Linked DNA regions of Homo sapiens: region 2 is linked to region 1. Evidence: chromatin contacts called from ENCODE Hi-C or POLR2A ChIA-PET data. All regions are on one chromosome and are shown on one strand. Each heading gives the region's core, a stretch centred on a gene start or an enhancer-like site at or near the end of the contact. The rest is flanking DNA. Distances are from core to core; before and after follow the strand shown. Region 1 holds the start of TMEM87B (transmembrane protein 87B). Region 2 holds the start of CHCHD5 (coiled-coil-helix-coiled-coil-helix domain containing 5).

Region 1 (3,371 bases), core at 10-2,509:
TGCAAGACTTTCCATAATTCTGCCCCTGCATCTCTCCCACATCATCTCCTCTAATTACCAGACGCCAAGTTTTCTAATAGCCTGCCTTGGAAAGAAGAGTTTCCACCCACTCATGCCTCCAGATTCGCCTTTCAAGCACTCCCTAATCACAAGTCCCGCCCCACCTACACACACACTCTCTCTCCCGGAACTGTGACAGGAACTGTAGAGAAATTCAGGAACTCAAGAAGAGAGAAATAGAGGTAGGGTGACTACTGCACGTTTCCCCCTCATTTAAATTTTTTCTTTCTTTTTTTTTTTTAAGGAAGCGGCAGACCCGCTTTCTAAGTTTATGCAGAAACTGAAGCGCTGGCAAGTCCTCCCTGCGGCCTCAGGGGTGTGGCCCACTGTGGCTGCATCCGGACAGGAAGAGTCGAATCCCAAAGATGCTGCTAGATGTGCCGAGAGATTCCTGATCCAGCCAAAACATGTCAGAGCAGAATGAGGGCCACGGCGTCGGGCATGGTGACCCTCAGTAACAGTCCGAGCGCTCGGACCCGAGGGCCGTCCCATGCGCAATCCTGACGGCTCTTGCCTGCAGCCCAGGTCGGGCCGGAGGAGGGGCCGCTCCCCGCTCCCCGGCTGTAACAGACAAAAGGCTCAGGGAGGGTATCAGGGGACCCGGTGCTGACCCGGCAGAGGCAGGGTGAACAAGCCCGGGGTCAAGCGAAGCCGCACGACGGCCCTGACGGCCCGAGACGTGCCACGCCTGGGTCCCGACACTCCACTTACGTCGTTGACTGTCTCTAACCAGAGCCCGAGCTCAGGGACCGCGCGCACAGCCGCCGGGGTCCAGCACAGGAGGCAGAGGGCGACGCGCAGCAGCGGGGCCCGGGCGGGAAAGCAGCGGCGGCGGCGTGGCAGGAGCCCGGCTACCGAGCGGCAGGCGGCGACCATCTTGACCAGGAAGCTGCACCTGGCGCTCCGAGACGCCTGCCACACCCGCACCTGGTGCAGCACCGCCCCAGGCAGGCGGGTCCGAATCCGGGACGCGGGGCTCGGACTCGGGTGTGGAGGAGGGGCTCGCGCTTGGGCCTGGGCGGAGAGGCGCCGTGCAGTTCTGGGAAACCCGGCCAGGACCGGGAGGCAGGGCTTAGGGCTCTGAGCCGGGCCCGAGCGTGCAGCTGGGAGATGCCTGGAAGGCAGAGATAGGAGCCAGGATGTGGAGTTGGCGGCGAGACGTGGAGGCTGGGCTCAGGGCCTAGCGTGGGCGTGAAGATAGAAGAGGAGCCGGAACGTGCAAGGGAGGGCTGGCAGCCCGAGCGCGGAGGCGGGGCCGGGTAGGGAGGCGCCGCCGGAGTGTGGAGACGAGGCGGGGCTCGGGAGTGTGGGGGCGGGGTGGGAGGCGTGGCTCGGGGCCAAGCTGGGTGTGGGGACAGGGCAGGGTTGGAGGCGGGCTCGGGACTGTGGAGGCGGGGCGGGGCTCGGGACCAGGGCGGAGTGCGGAGGCAGGGTGCCCCAGGAAGGAAGAGCTTGGGGCCAGGCCGAGCGTGGAGGCGGGGCCGTGTGGAGGCGGGGCCGTGTGGAGGCGGGGCCGTGTGGAGGCGGGGCCGTGTGGAGGCGGGGCCGTGTGGAGGCGGGGCCGTGTGGAGGCGGGGCCGTGTGGAGGCGGGGCCGTGTGGAGGCGGGGCCGTGTGGAGGCGGGGCCGTGTGGAGGCGGGGCGGGGCTCGGGACCAGGCCGGAGTGCGGAGACAGAGTGCCCCAGGAAGGAAGAGCTTGGGGCCAGGCCGAGCGTGGAGGCGGGGCCGCGTGGAGGCGGGGCCGTGTGGTGGCGGGGCCGTGTGGAGGCGGGGCGGGGCTCGGGACCAGGCCGGAGTGCGGAGACAGAGTGCCCCAGGAAGGAAGAGCTTGGGGCCAGGCCGAGCGTGGAGGCGGGGCCGCGTGGAGGCGGGGCCGCGTGGAGGCGGGGCCGGGATTTGGAGGCAAGACCCGGCGGGGAGGCGGAGCCTGAGCGTAAAGGCGGGGCTGGTCAGGGAGATGGGGTCGGAGTGGGGAGGCGGAGTTGAGGACCAGGCAGTAGTGTGGAGACGGGGCTGGACGAGAAGGGCTTGGGGTTAGGCCGTAGTGGGGAGGCCAGGTTGGGCGAGGAAGCAGGGCTTGGAGCAAGCCCTAGTACGGAGACGGGACTGGGCGGGGAGGCGTGGCCTGAGTGAGGAGACGGGCCTGAGTGGGGAGGCGGGGCCTGAGTGGGGAGGCGGGGCCTGTCTGGGAGATGAGGCGCAGTGGGGAGGCGGGGCTCGCCGCCAGCGAGCGCGAGTGTCAAGGTCCTGGAGTCGAATGCCTAGTAAGTGCTACGGTTGGAGTGCAGTCTAGAGTTCTGTTCCCAGGGTGTCTCCATTTCTTGCGTCTTCTACACTTACCCCTGCCTCGACCCTCTCAGCTGTATGGAAACCGTTCTTTAAATTCAGGGAATGTGCCAGGAAAGTGCTTTGAGGCCAAGGCCAGTTGAACACAAGGCATTGTGTTGTGAAGGTTAACGTTAATAGGACAGTTAATACTTTTCAGAACAAGTAGTTACTTGACTGGCTTAAAGCTCAGAGGGGTCAGGGCTTGGATCCGTCTTATTGTGTACCTTCCCTTGCATTTTCGGCTGTAAGCTGAATACATGTTTTGCTGTCAAAGAGAATTAGTTCATTCATTATCAAATGTAAATAATATCCAGCAAGGGAATAGAATCCTGTGCTAATATTGTTATTAACGTAGAATAAGATCGATTTATAGTCCAAAGGCCTTGGCTGCTTTACCAGTCACCAGTAATTATTGAGGACCTACTATACACTAGAGATTGCATGTGCATCTTCCCAGTAAGCAACGTGATCAGTTCTGTTTAGGTCAGAATAACTGTAACAGGACCACAGGGGAACATCCACCAGAGATTTAGGAAGTAAGTGAGGGACAGAAGGAGAGAACAATACATGAAATTTAAGTTCTACAAGAAGAGTTAAGGGCGAGTTACCTGTGGGAGTGAGGGGTAAGTCTGAAATCGTTTTAGTTACGAGAGAACTGGAGGAATGGAAAGATCTTCCAGATGACTGGATGTTGGTGTGAGACGGAGAGTGGCAAAGCTGGGAATATTTAAACAGTACCAAAACATACAGGCATTCCTAAATTAAGTTAGGCAGATGGCACCTTTAGTTAAGAACACTGGAGAGGCAATGATTTTTTGTTTTGTTTTGTTTTTGAGACTGAGTCGCGCTCTGTCGCCCAGGCTGGAGTGCACTGGCGCGAACTCGGCTCACTGCAAGCTCCGCTTTCCTGGTTCACGCCATTCTCCTGCCTCAGCCTCCTGAGTAGCTGGGATTACAGGCGCCAGCCACCACGCCAGGCTAAT
Region 2 (3,283 bases), core at 418-2,917, 530 kb before region 1:
CTCGTTCTGTCGAAGACACTCCTCGAAGGCCTCAAAAGGCTGAGCACAGGCCTGGCGGATCTGGCGGATGATTGGGCTGTGGGGGTAGGGCAGTTCAGCCCCTGGGAGATTCCCACCCCACTGCCCACCCCCCACACTGTCTCATACTTGCCCGCACTCACTGGGAGGATGTGCACTGGGCAATGCTCATCTTAAGGTAGTGACAGTCCCGCTGCCAGGATTCCGGCTTGGCCGCCACACACTGGCCATACTGCTCCAGCTCCCGGCCACAGTAGCGAGCGGTGACCTCTAGGGCCGCCTGCCTGTGGGACAGGATGGGCTGAGGATCATTCCAGGCAGTAGGCAAGCAAGGGAATTCTTTTTTTTTTTTTTATTTTTTAGAGACAGGGTCTCACTGTGGCCCAGGCTGGAGTGCAGTGGCACGATCATAGCTCACTGTAGCCACCAACTCCTGGATTCAAGTGATCTTCCTGCCCCAACCTCCTAAGTAGCTGGGACCACAGGCATGAGCCACCATGCCCAGCTAATTTTTTATGTTTTGTAGAGACAGGGTCTTGCTATGTTGCCGAGGCTGGTATTGAACCCCTGGGCTCAAGCGATCCCCCTGCTTAGACCTCCCAAAGTGCTAGGATTACAGGCATAAGCTATGGTGCTCCGCAAAGAAAGGGAGTTCTGGTCTGGGTCTGAAGTAGGACTAGGAGTTCAGGGCAGATGTGGGAATCTGAAGGATCCTGAGATGGTGCCAAAGAAGTGGAGAGGTGAGGCCCAGCCCTGGGGCTTGTAAAGCAGGAGGGGAGCTTCTGGGGAGAGAGTGGAGGTTCTAAAACAAAGTCTGATTAATGTAAGGTAGGCCTTCAGGGTCCTAGAAGACAGGCCTTGAAATCCAGGCATCCCCCAGTAGGCCTGGGGATCATGCACAGAAGACTTGGGGCCTTAGAAGAAAGATCTAGAATTCCAGGGAGAGCTTGAGAGCCCTTAATGGGTTTGGGGGTTCTAAAAGTGAGGTTTAGAGCTCCAAGAGGTGGGGTCTCAGGTCCTGGGGAAGAGTGTCTTAGCCAAAGAGTCTTCAAGATGAAACCTAAGGCCCTGGTGCGGGACTCAAGGTCCCAGGGGCGTGAAGTCTGGAAGCCCTGGATGAGGTTGGTGCTCTGGGAATCCTGGGCAAGGTCAGAGTGGTCTAGGAACAAGTCTGTGGACCCTATAGGTGAGGACTGGGGTCCCAGGCAGATCTGGAAGGTTCAAAAGGTAAAGTTTGGTGATCAAGGGGGAGGAACCTGGAGCTCTGAGGATGGGTGTAGGAGTCATAGAGGTCCCTAAATAAGTCTGTAGTCTTAGGATTTCAGTGTGAAGGCCGGACCTGGGGTACTGGGGGCAGAGATTGGGTGAAGAGTGACTGGACCGAAGTCCTAAGCAGCGCGAGAGGGGGCGAGGCCTAAACGCTTAGAGGGCGGGGCTTGGGCATGCGGAGGGTTGGAGCTCGTGAGCGAAGGCGCTGAATCCTGAGGGTCAGATCTCCAAGAAGGAGGGAGGCTGGTCCTAGTTCCCGAGGTCCTAGACTAGGTCTAGATCACTGGGTAAAAGAAGGGGAGCGGCAGCACGTATGGGGTAGGCGCTCTCACTACTCACATCTCGAGACCTTTGCCGGCGTAGGGCTGTCCGGGGGGAACGACCCGCCTTTTCCGGTATCGGTTGTCATGGCGGCGCCCAGCCCAGCCTGGTTTTTTCCGGTAGCCAATTGAACTAACAACCCCGTTCCCTTTAGGACTAATCTGTCACGGCGGCGCCCTACCTCTTCTTCCGGCCCGGCTCGTCATGGCGGCGCCCTGAGTAGCCACTTCCGCCCTCTTCTGGCTAAATTGCTTCATCCCTATTTCCGGCTTGCCATGGCAGCGCTCGGGGTTTAACGGAAGTAAGCAATGGAAAGTATGGTGGTGCCTCGGGTCCAAAGAGAATGCGCCGCTGAGTTGCGCGGCACCTGACGGGATTGAGCCTCAGACACAAGCGCTCCAAATCTCCGACTGTAGCTGGTGGGAAGCGCCTGCTGTTGCTGCAGCGTCTCAACATGTTGTTCCCATTTTCGTTGGGTGCTGTAGCGGTAGGCTGTTGGGCTCAGGGATAGGGGGCCTGATTCCTAACGCCGCGCTGCCACCATCGGCCTTGCGCAGACGCTGATAATCCCCCTGGCACCCAGGTTCATGCGAGCGCTTGGAACAGGAGGGAAGAGGGAGTCAAACCAAGAGCCGAACTAATTCGGCTTGGGCCTGCCATTTACCCAGCCTGGGACCCAGACGTTTCCCCATCCCTTAGCGTACGCCAGGACAGACATGGCGTTTAATCCTGACTCCATGAGACTATCAAGCTAGTTACTTCCTCTCTTTGTAATTAATTCCTCCTAATGTAGCAACATTTCCCCCTTCCTTCTCATCTGTCTTAAAAGTGTGAGGTTAGACCTGGGCGTGAGTTTCCCCACATAAGAGACTGGATATCCCCTGGTCAGAGAACTGAGCATCAGTCCTGCCGTTTCGTTTGCAGATCTTTCAAGACTCTAGTCAAAATGAGCAGAACATTTTGCAGTTAATCATAGAGTTGAAGATGAACGAGAAGATGAACGAGAGCTACTTGATTGTGAACTAGTAACGACCACTTGGAGTCGCAGTGTGTCTGTAAAATGATGATGACAGTGACATCATAGAGGACATAGTGCAAGTGAACAGTTTGATACTGAGCTTGGAGCCTCAGTAGTTCTGGATAAGTGAGAGCTGTACGGGAGGTTGTAACCATGAGCTACCCTGGTTGGCAGTTGACATCCGAGGACCAGCACTGGTCATCGCACAGAAAGAAAACTTTACACCTTGAGATCCCTCCATTCTTCTTAAACTTCCAAGTGTATGTTTGATGGGAGAAGAGGGGAAGGGATCAACATTTAAAGGCTCTGGAAGGAGTCAGATAACTGTTTTTGGCTTCAAATGTAGAATGAATCCCTAGATTTTCCTCTACTGAGAGAATGAAATCTTAACCCATTCCGTTCCCTTGTTGGTACTCAGAAACGGATACCCCAAAGATGCATTTTGACATGCTGAAAGGCCTTAGAAGCTGCCTTAGAAGATCTGTCTAACCTTGTCTTGTTGGTGTGTGGAAGTGGGAATGCCCACAGGTGCACAGGGAGGGAGTTTCTGAAATTATCTGACCGAGAAAGCAAAAAAAAAAAATCAATTGTCTTAAACCCGGTTTCTAGGGATCTCATTAAAGAACTAGGAAAAATTAACCACCTGTTAACAGAAAA

Evidence for each region. A loop is a pair of places that touch in the nucleus more often than their neighbours do. ChIA-PET counts read pairs that join two places held with the same protein, here RNA polymerase II (POLR2A). Pooled maps may share reads with other maps.
Region 2: a map of CD8-positive, alpha-beta T cell shows a loop between it and region 1 (31-fold over the local background). The contact joins the promoter of CHCHD5 here to the promoter of TMEM87B in region 1. A Hi-C loop is called at or near these places in 23 of 168 maps with a recorded cell type or tissue (A673, B cell, CD14-positive monocyte and 17 more), 25 of 37 single-sample maps with no recorded cell type and 34 of 50 pooled maps. POLR2A ChIA-PET finds 5 or more read pairs at or near these places in 8 of 52 experiments (B cell, CD4-positive, alpha-beta T cell, CD4-positive, alpha-beta memory T cell and 5 more).

The regions. Positions count from the first base shown.
Region 1 is chr2:112,053,157-112,056,527 of GRCh38, reverse strand. TMEM87B (transmembrane protein 87B) reads right to left here and starts at 1,259. Exons shown (of 19, transcript NM_032824.3): 1 at 772-1,259. The coding sequence starts at 936. RefSeq lists enhancers at 118-457, 488-557 and silencers at 1,288-2,017, 2,218-2,267.
Region 2 is chr2:112,582,993-112,586,275 of GRCh38, reverse strand. It overlaps CHCHD5 (coiled-coil-helix-coiled-coil-helix domain containing 5), which reads right to left and starts at 1,667. Exons shown (of 4, transcript NM_032309.4): 1 at 1,627-1,667; 2 at 162-302; 3 at 1-76. The coding sequence starts at 1,628. LOC101927330 (a long non-coding RNA gene) reads left to right here and starts at 1,004. Exons shown (of 2, transcript XR_923204.3): 1 at 1,004-1,139; 2 at 1,763-3,283. RefSeq lists enhancers at 1,774-1,943, 1,241-1,992, 1,259-2,458.